Regions from separate parts of the Homo sapiens genome. Here region 2 is linked to region 1. The links are chromatin loops, found by intact Hi-C in ENCODE. Cell type or tissue: mammary epithelial cell. All regions are shown on one strand.

The links. Peaks named below come from ENCODE experiments on the same cell type or tissue, not always from the same donor. Only the 100,000 strongest peaks of a DNase experiment are listed, where the experiment ranks them.
Region 2: a loop joins it to region 1, with 8 times the contacts of the local background. A loop is called at or near these places in 12 of 110 quality-filtered maps.

The regions. Positions count from the first base shown.
Region 1 is chr3:185,673,700-185,681,699 of GRCh38, reverse strand. It overlaps IGF2BP2 (insulin like growth factor 2 mRNA binding protein 2), which reads left to right. Exons shown (of 16, transcript NM_006548.6): 8 at 5,787-5,909; 9 at 6,269-6,404. Among named protein-coding and RNA genes, the nearest start is that of IGF2BP2-AS1, 36 kb to the left of the region's middle. In mammary epithelial cell, a CTCF peak has its summit at 4,309; DNase peaks (open chromatin) are centred at 4,379 and 7,819; H3K27ac peaks cover 1,049 bases.
Region 2 is chr3:185,925,574-185,933,573 of GRCh38, reverse strand. TRA2B (transformer 2 beta homolog) reads left to right here. Exons shown (of 9, transcript NM_004593.3): 2 at 6,840-6,973; 3 at 7,948-8,000. Among named protein-coding and RNA genes, the nearest start is that of TRA2B, 8.4 kb to the left of the region's middle. In mammary epithelial cell, no CTCF peak of the experiment used is centred here; a DNase peak (open chromatin) is centred at 3,663; H3K4me3 peaks cover 474 bases; H3K27ac peaks cover 2,636 bases.

The sequences.
Region 1 (8,000 bases):
CACTGTTTTGATTATGTAGCTTTGTAATATATTTTGAAAGCAGGAAGTCTGAGCCCTTCAACTTCCTTATTTTTTGAAATCATTTTGGCTATTCAAGGTCCCTTGAGATTCCATATGAATTTTTCTATTTCTTCAAACAATGCCCACTGTGATTTTGATAGAGCTCATATTGAATCTGTAGATCACTTTCGGTAGTATAAACATCTTCACAATATTAAGTATTCCAATCCATGAACACAGGATGTCTTTCCATTTATTTGTGCCTTTAAATTTCTTTCAGGAACCTTTTGTGGTTTTCAGTGTACAAGTCTTTTACCTCCTTGGTTAGGTTTATTCTTAAGTATTCTATACTTTTTGATGCTATTGTAAGTGGCAGTGTTTTCTTAACTTCTTTTTCAGATTGTTTATTGTTGTGTATAGAAATGTAAATGATTTTTGCATGTTGATTGATTTTTGTATCCTGCAATTTTGCTGAATTTATTCTAACCTTTTTTGTAAAATCTTTAAGGCTTTCTACATATAAAATCGTGTCATCTGTGAATAGAGATCATTTTATGTCTTTCTTTCCAATTCGAATGCCTTTTATTTCTTTTTTGTACCTAATTGCTCTGGCTAGGACTTCCAGTACTATGTTGAATAGAAATGGGCAGGAGTGGGCATCCTTGCCTTGTTCCTGGTCTTAGAGGAAAAGCCTTGCATTCAGTCTTTCATCGTTGAGTGTGATGTTAGCTGTGGGCTTTTCATAAATGGTCTTATGTTGAAGTAATTTCCTTTTATTCCTAATTTTGTTGGGTGTTTTTTATCATGAAAGGGTGTTAAGTTTGTCAAATGCTTTTTCTAATGACATGATCATGTAGTTCCCCCCCCTTCTTTCTGTTAATGTGATTTATTGTATTGATTGATTTTTTAAAAAATGTTTATAGTAATGGGGTCTCACTACGTTTCCCAGCCTGGTCTTGAACCCCTGGCCTCAAGCAATCCTCTTTCCTCAGCCTCCCAAAGTGATGGGATTACAGGCATAAGCCACTGCGCCCAGCTCCCCATTAATTGTATGCTGAACAAACCTTCCATTCCAGGAACAAATCCCACTTGGTCGTGGCTTATAATCCTTTTCATATGCTGAATTTGATTTGCTAGTATTTTGTTGAGGATTTTTGCATCAATATTCATCGGAGATAATGGTCTGAAGTTTTCTTTTTTTGTGGTGTCTTTGTCTGGCTTTGGAATCAGGGTAAAGCTGGCCTCATGGAATGAGCTTGGAAATGTTCCCTCCTCTTCATTTTTTTGGAAGAGTTTCAGGAGGATTGGCGATAATTCTTCTTTAAATGTTTGGTAGCATTCTCCGATGAAGCCATCTGGTCCTGGGCTTTTCTGTGTTGGGAGGTTTTTGATTACTGATTCAATCTCTCTCATTATTGGTCTGATCAGACTTTCCATTTCTTCATGATTCAATCTTGGTAGGTTGTGTGTTTCCTCTAGAAATTGGTCCATTTCTTCTAGGTTATTAAATTTGTAGGCATACAATTCTTCATAATATTCTCTTATAATCCTTTTTATCTCTGTCGTATTGGTAGTAATGTTCCCTCTTTCATTTCTGATTGTAGTTATTGAATGTTCTTTTTTTTTCTTAATCTAGCTAAGGATTTGTCAGTTTGGTTGATCTTTTCAAAGAACCAACTCTTAGTTTTGTTGGTTGTATTTGTTTATCTCTGCTCTGATTTTTATTATTGCCGTTTTTATGCTGGTTTTGGGTTTAGTTCTTTTCAAGTTGAAATAAAAGGATGGGGCCGGGTGAAGTGGCTCATGCCTATAAATCCCAACACTTTGGGAGGCCGAGGTGGGTGGATCACAAGGTCAGGAGTTGAAGACCAGCCTGGCCAACATGGTGAAACCTCATCTCTACTAAAAATACAAAATTAGCCGGGTGTGGTGGCACACACCTGTAATCCCAGCTACTCAGGAGGCTGAGGCAGGAGAATCACTTTAGCCTGGGAGGTGGAGGTTACAGTGAGCTGAGATCATGCCATTGCACTCCAGCCTGGGCAAAAAGAGTGAAACTCCATCTCAAAAAAAGAAAGAAAACGAAAAAACGTTAAAATAAAACATAAAATAAAAGAATGATAGACAGCAACACAAAGCCATATGAAAATATATAGTTATCTGGTAAGGGTAAATATTAACAAATATAGTAACCTGTACTGTAGTAATTTTGGTACATAGAATTTAAATGACAAAAACTTTTTTTAACTATAAATCTATGTTAATGGGTATAAAAACATATAAAGATGTTAATTTGTGATATTTGGGGATGGGGTAAAAAAGTAGAGTTTTTTATGCAATTGAAGTGAAGTTGTTATCAGTTCAAAATAGGATGCTATGACTTTAAGATGTTTTATGTAATTGCAATAGTATCCACCAAGAAAAAATCTATGAGAACGCACAAAAGAAAATCAAAGCACATCACTATAATAAAAATCAACAACACATAAAGGAAGACAGGAAGAAAGGAAAGAAGGGACAAAAAAGCTACTAGACATACAGAAAACAATGAAAATGACAAAAGTAAGTCCTTCCCTATCAGTAATTACTTTTAAGTGCAAATGAATTAAACTCCCCATTCTTGGCTAAATGGATTAAAAACAGGATCTAACTGTATGTGGCCTACAAGAGACTCCTTTTAGATATAAGGACACATATAGGCTGAAAGTAAAAAGATGGAAAAAGATACTCCATGCAAATGGTAACCACAAGAGAGGAGGAGTAGCTATACTATTATCAGATGAATAGACTAAAAACAAAACTGTTACGAGAGACAAAGAGGGACGTTATACAATGTTAAAGGAACAATTCACCAAGGAGATACAACAATTATAAATATGTACACACCAAACCTCAGAGTTCTAAACATGTGAAGTCAACTTTGAAAGAGCTGAAGGGAGAAATAATTAGCAACATGATAACAGTAGGAAACTTAAGTGCCCTACTTTCAATAATGGATAAAACTACTAGACAGAAGAACAATAAGGAAATAGAATTGGAACAACACTATAGACCAACAGACATACAAGAACATTCCACCCAACAATGGCAGAATATACGTTCTTCTCAAATGCATGTGGAACTCTCCAGGAGAGAGAACATACAAAACAAATCTTAAAAAATTCAAGAAGATTGAAATTATACTACAAAGTATCTTTTCTGATCACAATGGAATGAAACCAGAAATCAGCAGCACAAGGAAAATTAAGAGAATTCAGCATTTTTTGTAGAGCTTGTCAAGTGGTAATAAAGTCCCTCAGTTTTTATTTATCTGGGAATCTTAATTTCTCCTTTGTTTTTGAAGGACAGTTTTACCACACATGGTGTCCTTGGTTGGCAGTTTCTTTCAGCACTTCAAATATATCATCCCACTCCCTTCTGGCCTGCAAAGTTTCTGCTAAGAAATCTGCAGATAGTGTTACGGAAGCTCCTTTGTATGTCACAATTGCTTTTCTCTTGCCACTTTGAAGATACTCTATCTTTGACTTTAGACAGTTTGATTATAATGTGTGTCAGTGTGGTTTTCTGTGGATTTGTCCCAGTTGGAGTTCTTTAAATTTTTTGATTTGTATGTACATTTTGTTCCTCATATTTGGGAACCTTTCAGCCATTACTTCTTCAAATAAAGCTCTATGCCCCTTTGTTCCCTCTTCTCTTTCTGGGATTCCCATTATGCTTATATTGATCTACTTGGCATGTCTCATAGGTCCCTAGGCTCTCTTCACTGTATTTATTTATTTTAATCCTCTAACTTGAAGATTTCAAATGATCTACATTCAAATTTGCTGGTCCTTTCCTCTGTCTGGTCAAATCTGCTGTTGAACTCCTTTAACAAATTTTTCTGTTCAATTGTATTTTTCAGCTCCAGAATTTGTTAGGTTCTTTCTTATAGTTTCTGTCTCTTTGTTGATATTCTCATTTTGTTCATGCATAATTTTTCTGACTTTATTTAGTTGTCTGTCTGTGTTCTTGTTTAGTTCATTGAGCATCTTTACAATTATTTTTAATTACTGGTCAGGGAGCATGTAGATCTGTGTTCTTTAGAGTCAGTATTTGGAGTTTTATTTTGGTCCCTTGATTGGGTCATGCTTCTCTGTTTCTTTGTATGCCTAGTAAGTTTTTTTGTTGGGATTTGGGCATTTGAAAAAACAACCACCTCTCACAGTCTCTGTGTACTGGCTTTGGGCAGTGGAAGACCTGAAATCAGCCTAGCTAGAGGTTCTAGGACCTCTCAAACCTTTTCTAATCTCTTGATCCCTCTGGTGTCTGACTGTAGAACTGCAGTTCTTAAATGCTGCTTGCCTCTGTTTTCAGCAGCTTCTGAACTCTAATGCTGATCCTTCAGTGCTCTGAGTCAGTGACACAAAAACCAGTTTTTCTGGCACCTTCCAGACAAGCCAAAATGTTGTATGCATAATCCAGTCTTTGTTTCTGTCCCAAAGGAGGAGCCCAGCCTTTAGGGTTTCCTCCCCTTTGCTCTTCAGTATGCCATGTAGCGGGTGGGGCCTTGAAAACACTGAATGTTCTTACCTTTTTTACTGGATATATATACATCTCTCTCTCTCTCTCTCTCTCTCTCTCTCTCTCTCTCTATATATATATATATATATATATATCTCCATATATATATATATCTCTCTCCATATATATAATCTCTCCATATATATATATCTCCATATATATGTATCTCCATATGTATATATATCTCCATATATATATGTCTCTCTCTCCAGTAAATATATATCTCATATATATATCTCCAGTAAATATATATACATCTCCATATATATATATCCAGTAAATATATATATATATCTCCAGTAAGTGTATATCTCCATATATATATATCTCCAGTAAATATATATATATTTCCAGTAAATATATATCTCCATATATATATATATCTCCAGTAAATATATATATATATACATCTCCATATATATATATCTCCAGTAAATATATATATATATATATAGTTGTTGTTTTTAGACAGGGTCTTGCTCTGTAGCCCAGGCTGGAGTGCAGAAGTGTGTGATCATGGTTCACTGTAGCTTTGGCCTCCCTGGCTCAAGCAGTCCCACCTCAGCCTCCCAAGTAGCTAGGACTACAGGTATGCACCACTATGCCTGGCTAATTTTGTGTTTTTAGTAAGGACAGTGTTTCAGTATGTTGCCGAGGCTGGTCTTGAACTCTCGGGCTTAGGCGATTGCCCACCTTGGCCTCCCAAAGTGCTGAAATTACAGGCGTGAACCACGGCGCCCGGCCTGGAATTCCTCTTTAGTTTACAGCGGACTTCATATTATAGCTTCTCAGCTGATCTTTAGAGTTCTCACAGAGGTGTTCTGGTCTATCTCTTGTTAATTTGAGGTGTGTGTGAGGGGGAAAGAGACCTGTGGCTTCCTAGTCTGCCATCTTGCTAACGTCACTCTCCCTTGTACCTTTTTTTAAGAGCAAGGAGAACATTCTTCACCCAATAGAGTTCTTGTAATACCCTCATTGGCCAGATCAGCCTCATGGATCCACTTCCAACCAGCTACTACGAGGGAGTAGAATTACCATGGTTTGGCTTATGTTAATCAAAATTCATGAACTGGGGTCGGTGAGGGACCTGACCTCTCCCAAATCCCATCATCACTTGGTACCTGAACAAAATGACTTCCATTTATAAGAAAAAAGCAAGGTAATGGTTTTTGGGAGACAACCGTTATACGTATCTGAAGTGTTAACTTGCTGCTTGTCTCTTTTAGAGCCGAAGAGATTCCTCTGAAAATCTTGGCACACAATGGCTTGGTTGGAAGACTGATTGGAAAAGAAGGCAGAAATTTGAAGAAAATTGAACATGAAACAGGGACCAAGATAACAATCTCATCGTAAGCCACTTACTCAGATTACTCATGCCCAATAATGGAACACCTGAGCATTTCGATACGTCTAGTTCATTCATCTACTTTTCCCTAAAATGGGAATATAATCATAAGTGATGCAATTATCTCCATCATCTTTTAAAAAAATACATAAATACTTACCAGGTAGACATTTTTCACTATGGATGTGATCTAAATCACTGGTAAGATTTGAAATAAGATGGCAGGGATTCTCCACCACAGTGTGTTGGGAGGGAATTGAGTCTTCTCTCTCTCCGCCAAAACTTGTTTGTGATTTTTTTATTTTTTGGGCATTTTATTTTTCCCGTTGAAAACAAAATTTCTCTTTTCTTCTCATGGGTCAGTTTGCAGGATTTGAGCATATACAACCCGGAAAGAACCATCACTGTGAAGGGCACAGTTGAGGCCTGTGCCAGTGCTGAGATAGAGATTATGAAGAAGCTGCGTGAGGCCTTTGAAAATGATATGCTGGCTGTTAACGTAAGTCCCTAATGCTTTCTTCTCCGCTGGTTTTCACTAGGCTAAAAATACTTGCCATTCAGCTAATGAGGAAGTGCCTTAGGATAGGTATGCAGAGTTTTTCCTGACTTCCTAGGATAAAAGCATTAAAATAATCAGGAAACCAACTAGTAAATTATGATAAGTGCGCTGGACAACATCACGTGAAGACATTAAAATTATAACTTTGAAGACTGAAATAAGGAAAAGCTTATGATATAGTGTTTATTAAGAAAAGCAAGAATAAAAAAAAAAAAAAAAAAAAAAAGAAAAGCAAGAATAACTGGGTGTGGTGGCATGCATCTATAGTCCCAGCTACTCAAGAGGCTGAGGCAGGAGGAGCACTTGAGCCCAGGAGGTTGAGACTACAGTGAGCTGGCATTACACCACTGCACTCCAGCCTGGGCAACAGAGTGAGACCCCATCTCTAAATAAGAAAAGCAAGATATAAAAGTATATAAGTAAATTTACAATTATGTAAAACAGCATGGATCAGAATGACTGGAAGGCTACATACAAAAATGAAAATAGCTGGCACATTAGAAAAGTGGGATTTTTTCCATGTATGTAGCCTTCTGAACCTTACATAATATTGTCCTGTTACTTTTTAAATTTTAAAAATGCATGCTTTAAAGTTAACTTCTGATTTTCCTCCCTTGCTTGCTGATCTGCACTTTTAGATTGCCTGATAAATGTTGTCAACCAGTTGAGCCTTTACTGTATATTTGTAGCAGACTCATTAGGTTTGTCCTTCCTGTGATTGCTACCTAATTTTTACTCTTAATGGGGAGACACTGATCCGGCATTCAAAAAACAAACAAACAAACAAAAACCTTTAAAATAATTGGCCATCAGCAAAAGTCCAGCTCAGCTCAGAGGAGTAAATTTTTTTCACTTTTTAATTAGATTTTTTTGGATGTATACAAAAGTGAATGGATGCTCCAATAAGTCCTCATATACCCATAATCCACCTTTTGCAGTTATCAACTCACCACCTGTTTTGTTTCCTCTAAACCCTCATCCACATCCACTTTCCATACCTGTTGGATGACCTTGAAGCAAATCTCAGACCTGATAATATTTCTTAGAGAAATAAATGTCGACAAAGCACTCTTTAGATTAAACCCAGGTCCCTCACTGCAGCACTTTCTGTTGTACCCTCTATACTCCAGGCAGTAATCTGTCCCCATCTCACCCCGACCCCCACCTTAGCAGCCCACGTCACATGACAATTATGAGGTGTGATGAGAAGAGCTAGAGCAGGAGACTGCAGTGGTGTCTTCTCCCCATGTTTGGATATATTTGTGGAAGTATCATCTGACAATCTCATTTTCTTCCTGTGGGTTCTTGACATCTTGTGGTAAACATCTCTTTCTGTGAACACCTGGAAAAGCTACAGAAGGGCCTGAGTGATTCATACATCTTCACCTGAGCTTACCACTTAGGTTCATTCATGTCTGTGCCAAAGTCACGCACTGGTAGGTGAATAACAAAATTACTACATCTTATAGACAAAATGAGGTAAAGATGAAGGATACGAGCACTGCTATTCCAAAAGTTCTAAAAAAAAGAAAAAGG
Region 2 (8,000 bases), 250 kb before region 1:
AATTTTTAAAATATTGCCTTGTCAGTCAACTTAATGAGTTTGTGCATGTTTAATGTTAAATGGATTCTAGTTGTATCCCCTAGAAACATTTTAACAAAAATTGTGTTGATAGGACAAGTTTCTGTTTATTTCTAACTAGGGTCTCTTAACTAAATGTACATAACATTAGCCCAAGAGTTGATCTTCTGGTTTTATAAAGTAGCCACTTGAACTTAGCTGAGTTGAATTAAATCTAATATTTATAATAATTTAGTAATGGTTTTGTTCTTAGACTATAAGAGAAGGAACCAGGTTAGGAAGGGGTAATGAAGTAACAGCAGGAAGGTATCCACATTGAAAACAGTTGTGATAGCTAGAGCTATGGCCTCTATTCTTGTATCTTCTGCATCTAAGTGCCCTGTCTGTATCGAAGTTTTAGGAGGCCCTAAGGAAACCTGCTTGGGCATTCTGATTCCATGATTACATTTGTGCTGCCAGAAAACATTTCCCATTGCATTTTAGTGATGGAGATTTAAAGAAAGCCAATTACTGTAACTCCCTTAAATAAAAACATATTTAAAAATTTTCGGATTAAATAAACAATAATTGACTCTAAAACTAGACTGGAAATTATCCTTTTGTTAGGAAAGACATCACAGCACTTGCCAGATTAACGATGGTTGTCTTTATGCCCAGATAGGTATAAAGACTTGCAATTTTTTTAAACAAAGCCTTACATTTTTTTCAGGAGGAAAAACCAGGAGAGGAAGTAATTGACAATAAAATGAAAGATCATCAAAGTGAAATGTAGGATAACAAGAAAAACTAGCATGTTTTATGTAGGCAGTATTTTATTTTGTTTAGTATGTTCAACAGACATTTACAGATCAACTAAATTCAATCTTTTTAATTATTTGAGGAGGTGAGCTGTAATTTAAATAGTGCCACCTTTTAAAGTAGTATTTCTCCTTTGGACATCCAGAAGACTTAATATTTTCTAAATTGAGGGGGAAAATGTACAACAAAACTCTTTGAAAATACCAGTGTTGGATTCAAGTTTGTTCTGCTTTCCTTCATAGCTACTGGCATATTGTAGGTGGTTGACTTGATTTTGTCTTTTTATGATTCATACTATAAAATCTCACTAGAGCAGCTTTTCCAGGGGGTGGGTTACACTTAAGCTCCAAATTGTCAGGTTCCCTGACACCGTCTTTCTGCAGAGCTCTTTAAATACAGTACAAAAATGTGTGACGCTAAATACGTTTCTTTATCCTATCTAGACAAGTCACAATACTGTAAACCTCTTCAACCCTGAGCGTTTGTCATTGTACAAATGAATTGTCCGTGCTTTCCTTTCATGCACTTATGTATTAATGTGTCACTTTTTGACTAGAGGTGTGCTTTTGACACTTAACCTATTTTCTATTGAATATAATAAGAAGTGTGAAATGTAACTAATAGTTCTTAAAATGTTAAATGAACAGTAAATGTTCAGTGGCGCACTTCACATTCAACTTAAGCATGATAAGTCTATTTGGAGTAGAGAAATGAGATTACCATATATTCTAGAACCAGCAGAAAACTATGTAGTTTTCAGTTTTTTGAGCTGCATATTCTAGTTTCTTTTTTTTTTTTTTTAATCCAAATCAACAAAGGGATTTTTTTTTTCTAGTTTCAGTTTTGGCACTGGATTTTATCCTGGAGTTTTAAAATATTCTTCATCCTGTTCTTTTTCTATTAAGGTTAATGTTGAAGAAGGAAAATGCGGAAGTCGTCATTTGACAAGTTTTATAAATGAGTATTTGAAGCTCAGGAATAAGTGAAGCTGAAATTTGAAAAAATAAAAGAAAGAATGCATGCTAATTATCAGACCAGAAGTCCCACTTGTAGAATATTGAGCAATTTGTGTGAAGTGGGGAAGATGAAAGAAGTCAGAATTTGAAACGGAAGAATGAAGAAAAGAAATAAAAATGAAGTTAAGATAAGAAGTAATCTGGAATCAGAAAGCACTACGCTAAGTAATTACTAGTCTGTTTATGTGTCCCTGTATATTTTGCTAAACATGCATGCATTATTTGTTTAATAGAGGAAAATATATACAGGGTAAAGAAGTGCCTTCCAGGGGAAACGTTTAAATTAGGTAATTCTGATTTTAACTGCTTAGTTAAATGATTGAAATGCAATTTTTAAAAAATATTTAGTAGTCAAGCACCAGGCAGCAGTGAGCTCTCCAGCATGGGTAACAGTGGGCTTCATGTTGTCCTCTCTAGATAAACTTTACCTGTCTAATGTTGCTGGTCCTGGGGCATGAGCGAATACCTCCAGGGTTGGAACTGGTGGTCTTTGCCACCTCCCTGGACTCTTAGATTGCACTGTCCCCTTTCCTTCAGTACTGAGCAATGTATAGTAGAATATTTTCTGTTAAACCATTTTCAAAGGAATGTCACCAGGATGGTTATGGAACCAAACCCCCAAAATCCAAACAAAGCATTGAACAAAATAGTTCCCTTTGGCATTAGTGTGTTAGTTTTTTCCATATGGCACTAGTGGAAATCTGTGAGCATTTGGGCCCTAAATTTAAGATGCATATTTGCTAAATACACAGGGATGGTTTTTCAAATTCTGTTTCTGTTTAATGCCTATTTCAGCTGATTGACTAGGATTACTGATAAAATACCGTAGCTTCCCCTTAGAAGAGGTGGGTCACACAAGTGAACAGGATAGCTAATACAAATTGCAGTAATGGCAGATGCTTTCATTCCTATTTCTCCTTTTTTGCTATCAACATTTAGCTATTGTAATGTTAGAGGTAACGGTTACAAAGTAGCTTTATTCTGGTTACCTGGTATCCCTTGCACTTATTGAGAAATTCAACCCAAAAGCTGTCCCTTCTTTTCTGTGTGTTTTGTTTTAGCTGAGTAGAAGGGTCAAGTGATTGGTGTAATGTTACTTTCAGTTGAATGAGACAAGTACACATATCAAAAATAATACCCAGTAGTAGTCAGCCAGCGGTTTTCTACCCAGTTGAGAATGCCAAGGGTATCATGTCACACATGTCTTCCTGAAATAAACTTTCTCTGAGAGTTGTCAGGTCTTCATGCTCTTGGAGAAAGTGACTTAAATGGCATTTCTTGGAGAATCCATTTTCTGATGCTTTCAGGCCTGTTTATTTCTATATCTTGCAAGCAGAAGAAAATTTTCTCTTAAGAAGTTTTGCATTCCTTTGTCAAATTTCTTGCCATAGATAAACTAATGATGATAAATGTTATTTTATGTTCCAAATTACTCAAAGAGCAGGCAGGAAACTGAGGTAAATGTGTGAATGAATATTACATTTTAATTCCAAGCCCATGGATTCTTTTATCAAGAAACCTGACAGGTCCTTGGGGTGCAAAAGAGGAAAAGACCTCTTAACCCCCAGCCCACTAAAGGAAAGAAAGCAATTTGGAATCTGGTTATGACCCAAGCTGGATAGACTTAAGGTGAGAAAACGTTGCTAGTGGACCATTGTGTCCATTTGTTTTTGTTTTCCCCCTTGACCAAAGCATCTGTGGGTCCTAATGTGTCTCCTCCTCGGGCCATAGGGAAGATGAGGAGGAGGCCGGCTTCTGTTCCTGAGAACAGGCAGTGTGTGAAAGACTGCCTTAATCAGAGGTCTGATTAATGCTAAGGGGAGTCAAAACAAGGAAGGGGATGACAGTGTTTCAGGAAGATAACCTTTGCCAAGGGAAAAAAATGAGTAGGAAGCATGTAACTTCTGAGGTTGACTAAGTCAAGTAAGTCAGACTTAACTAGTATGATAAACAGTGTTTTAAGAGATGCAGTGTTTATGAGCCACTATTTTAAATCTAACAAACCACATTCAGTTTTTAAAATAATACAGGGATTGGATGGTTAGTCCTTTCAAATATGTTTTTGTAAGGTGGTTGCTGTTCTCAGAATAGGGAGATGTGGATTATTTTGTTGGAAGGCTAAGTGTGTTGTATTTTTACTTGATGTATTCCCTTTAGGTTTTGTATTAGGATGTGGCTGAGATCCAGTCTGTGAGAGCTTGATTGATTTCCTGAGCATTTTTTCAGGGAAATTTTGGTTTTATTCATGCTAATTTTAGTTTCATGGTCCCTTTTTTTGAGGCAGTGGTGTCCAGTTCTGTCTGTTGGTGTGGTTTTAATGTGTTGACCATGTCAGCCCTGAGAGTGGAATTTGAAGTATGCTTAGATTTAGGGACTTCCCCAACTGGTTTTTATAGCTTTACCTGTCTGCATTGAGATTTAAAGTTAATTATGCTTTTGATTTGGGTGCTAATTTTAGGTCTTATTTCTTGTAGGCAAGTTTTATTCCCTTGCCATATGTATTTCCCAGCCAGTTAAATGGCCAAAATAACTTCAGAAAGCTTTAACTTCTTTAAGAAAATATCCCTGATAAAGGATCGAGACGTTTAGGTGTTACCCAAACAAGTGTCAGTATAGAAAAGGAAGCCTTTGCATTCTGGTATTTCCCTTATTCCTGGCCCAAGAAATGATTGCTTACAAAATATATCTGCATAGTCCGTTAGTTTTGGAGGCTGAGTGAAAACTCCTGTGATTTCAGAAATATTGTATCTGTGATCTGCTAGATTTTAAGGAGAAAACTTCATTAAGTCTTATTTTCTAGGTTAGGAGTACTGTCTCTTCCCTCAGTGGACAGGCTGCCGAAGCATCTTAGCTTAGAATAAAGGTTTTTCTGTTAAAGCCAGGAGCTTAAAGAGGATCTTGACTTGACCCATTCTTCCTTTATACTCAGATTCCTGGGCTGACTGATTTCTGTTAACTACAGTTACTTTATTGGTAGTCTTAACTGTTACTGTGAAACACCCATATTCTGCTTTCACTTCTGGAGAAAATTGTTTCATTTCCATAGAGGTAATCTTTCTAGTGTTGGAGTAAACAGGCTTTTAGCAACTTTTGGGTTCCCCATTTCTATATTCTCACCTATGTTAATTTTTGCCTGTGGTAAAAATAGCAAAAACTACACCCTCATTTTTGAGACTTCCTCCTTTGTCCATGGAGAGAAGGGAAGTGTCCGTTCAGAATACTTGATAGGGAATTCCAAGGGATTGTTGTTAATTGGAAGCCCCAGAGCATCACTACATCCTTTAACCATTTCTTGATGTTAAAGGCAGCTGTTCATATATTTTTCTTTTAATCTTTTTACAGTCAGTCATGGAGGGAGGTAGAGGGGAAAGGCTGTCACATTTCATGTCACCCCACCATGTTTTATAATGGCTTTGAAGTCATTTGAACGTTTCTAGAGTCGTCTGGGGCCTAGAGACCTGAACTCATTTTACTGGATGAGTTAGCCTTTCCTTCTGTGTTAAACCTCAAACCTTAATTTGTCTATTCTGTGTTACATTATAAATGTTTTCCCTGAGCATCAAAGGATCATCCAAATTTTCTCCATTATGTTGTAAACCACAAAACTATCTTCTAAAGTGTTTTGAGCTGTAATTTAGAATAATCCTCTACTGTCCTTTCAAGAATGTCCAGAATACTCTGAAGATGTATCACACAAGGAAATCTCTTGTGATTTTATCTGAAAGCTTCACCTTTGATTCATGCCATATAGTGACTTACTGTAATACTGCTTCCTTTTGAGTCTTGCCATTTCTGCTCTCTGGAGTAGAAAGGCTTACCAGGCTTTACTTTGTCTAAGTTTGATAACCTAAAATAAAGGTTGCCTTGATAATTTTACCTAGCTATCAGACTGACTAGGAGTAGGTTCTGTCCTTTCCTCATCTACTGTTTTGGTGCCTTGGCAGAACTTTTCCTTGGTTTCATTACTTAGTATACCCTTTTGTTGATTATGTGTCTTTAGCTCGTTGGTGACCTAGTTATCCTGGTTACCATTCCTTTGCTATTTTTCATTACAAATCCCCCCTTAACCTGCCAGCCAATCCCAGTTTTGGTTGGGAAAGCTATGAGTACACAATGTTTACCTAAACTTTGGCTTTTGTATGTAGTTTCTGTACTCTTTTGCTTCCTGGGCCCTAGGTTAGGAGCTCCTGATTTAGCTGCCTGGTTTTGATGTGTACTTAAGTAACTAGGTAAGTTAGGTTAATTCCTGGTTTTCCATAAGTTTGCCCTGGCTCATCTCCATTTAGCTGGAGAAGCTGTGGAGGATCTCTGACACCCTCTCTACTCTTATTTGTGTGTAGTTCGCTGTTCTGTTGTAGCTCCATCTGGTTGCTTTCAGTTTTTTAGGGGGCCTCCCACCATGGTTAGATGCAATAGGGTTTTACAGGGTTTAGTGTCCTTCAAGCTAGCCTTTGCTTTCCACTAGGTTTCTGCTTTTCTCTAGGATTTGAAACTGAGATCATCATCTTTATCTCTTATCACTGAATTATAAGTAGTAACTTGAAAGGTCAAGGTCTTTTTAAAAATCAAGCATTTTTTTAAGTAAATTATATAAATTATATAGGATTTTGTTTTATTGATTGCAACTTGATTGAAATAGGTATAAAGTATAGGTGTCATAGTTAATAAGGTTCCGCCTCACCCTAGTCTTTATGGAGTAACATTCTGAAACACAGTCCTTGGACAGTTCCCTTAACTGCTTGACTTTGGCACCCCTTTCTGAAGGAAGTGGGGTCAAATAACTCTTATCCCTGCTCCAAAAAGGTGGAAGAAAGGACAAGTTAATTGACTTATGTCATTTGGAGCAATGAAACTATTAACACCAGGTATATTCAGTTCCTGCCCTTACCTATATTTTCTTATCTTGGAAGGGGATTGCTGTCCCTCACCATTTATCTCACAGCAGCTTATTTGTTTTTAAAGTTGCCCAGAAAGTGTGCAAATTAAACTTTTAACATCTACGTGTAGGAATCCCGTTCTGCTTCCAGAAGTGGAAGTGCTCACGGATCGGGGAAATCTGCAAGGCATACCCCTGCAAGGTCTCGCTCCAAGGAAGATTCCAGGCGTTCCAGATCAAAGTCCAGGTCCCGATCTGAATCTAGGTAAGAAAGACTGTCTTGAGATTTCCTCGTTACTCTTAGCTCTGAAATTGGTGCGTGTTTTGTAAACCAGGAAGGTAGAGAGGGTTAGATTATTTGTTGGCCTATTAAATATTGGTACTAGAAGTGAACTTAAGTTCTGGGAGGCAAGACTAAAAGCGGTTAAGAGCCTGGGCTTTTGGAGTCAGGGTTTTCTATTTTTGCTGGTTTGGGCAGATTAACCTTTCAGCTTTAGCTTCTTTATAAAAGGCAAATTAGTAATACAGTACCAGTTCTTCAGGGTTGTTGTGAGGATTTACTAAATGTAAGTAAACTGCTTACTAGTATGGCAAATATACTGCAGAACATTGGCTTTCAGTAATTAGAATTCTTGATAAATAAGTATATATATGGTGCGCTTTTTTTTTTTTAATGTTGGTCAAAAGTAGGCTATATATACATCCTGGTTTGCCTGGGGCGATACCATTTATGCCTGTGGTCAGGCATAATTAACAGCACCCCTTTTCTTAAATGTGTGTCCTCGTTTCGATGACAATTTAGAGTCACTCTAGTTAGTCAAGAGCCACTCAATTTTTTGTTTTTTTAACTGCTGGGGAATACTCCTTGTGATTTTGTTACTGTATTAAATTAATGGTGGGCATAATGGGAGACAGAAAAGTAGAGAATGGTCTTCTGAGGGGGAAAGATGGGCACAAGCCAAGCTAGTAAAATGCTGCGTGCCTTGATTTGTAAAAGATAAGTAATATGTCTTTAATTGGAAGAAATACTGGAGGAGAGCTTGTGGTTTTTAGAACGCTTCCTAGCAAAGTTGAAATGACTAAATAATTAGAGAAGAAAAGTATTGATCCTACTAAATTGGTAACCATGTTAGCATATTCCTGGATTGTTCCCTCTTTTGGAGTTTAACTTTAGAACAGAGTAATAAAGAAGACAATATTTGTTTTCAGTCATAACCTTAGGAGGTCTTTGTCTTGCAGGTCTAGATCCAGAAGAAGCTCCCGAAGGCATTATACCCGGTCACGGTCTCGCT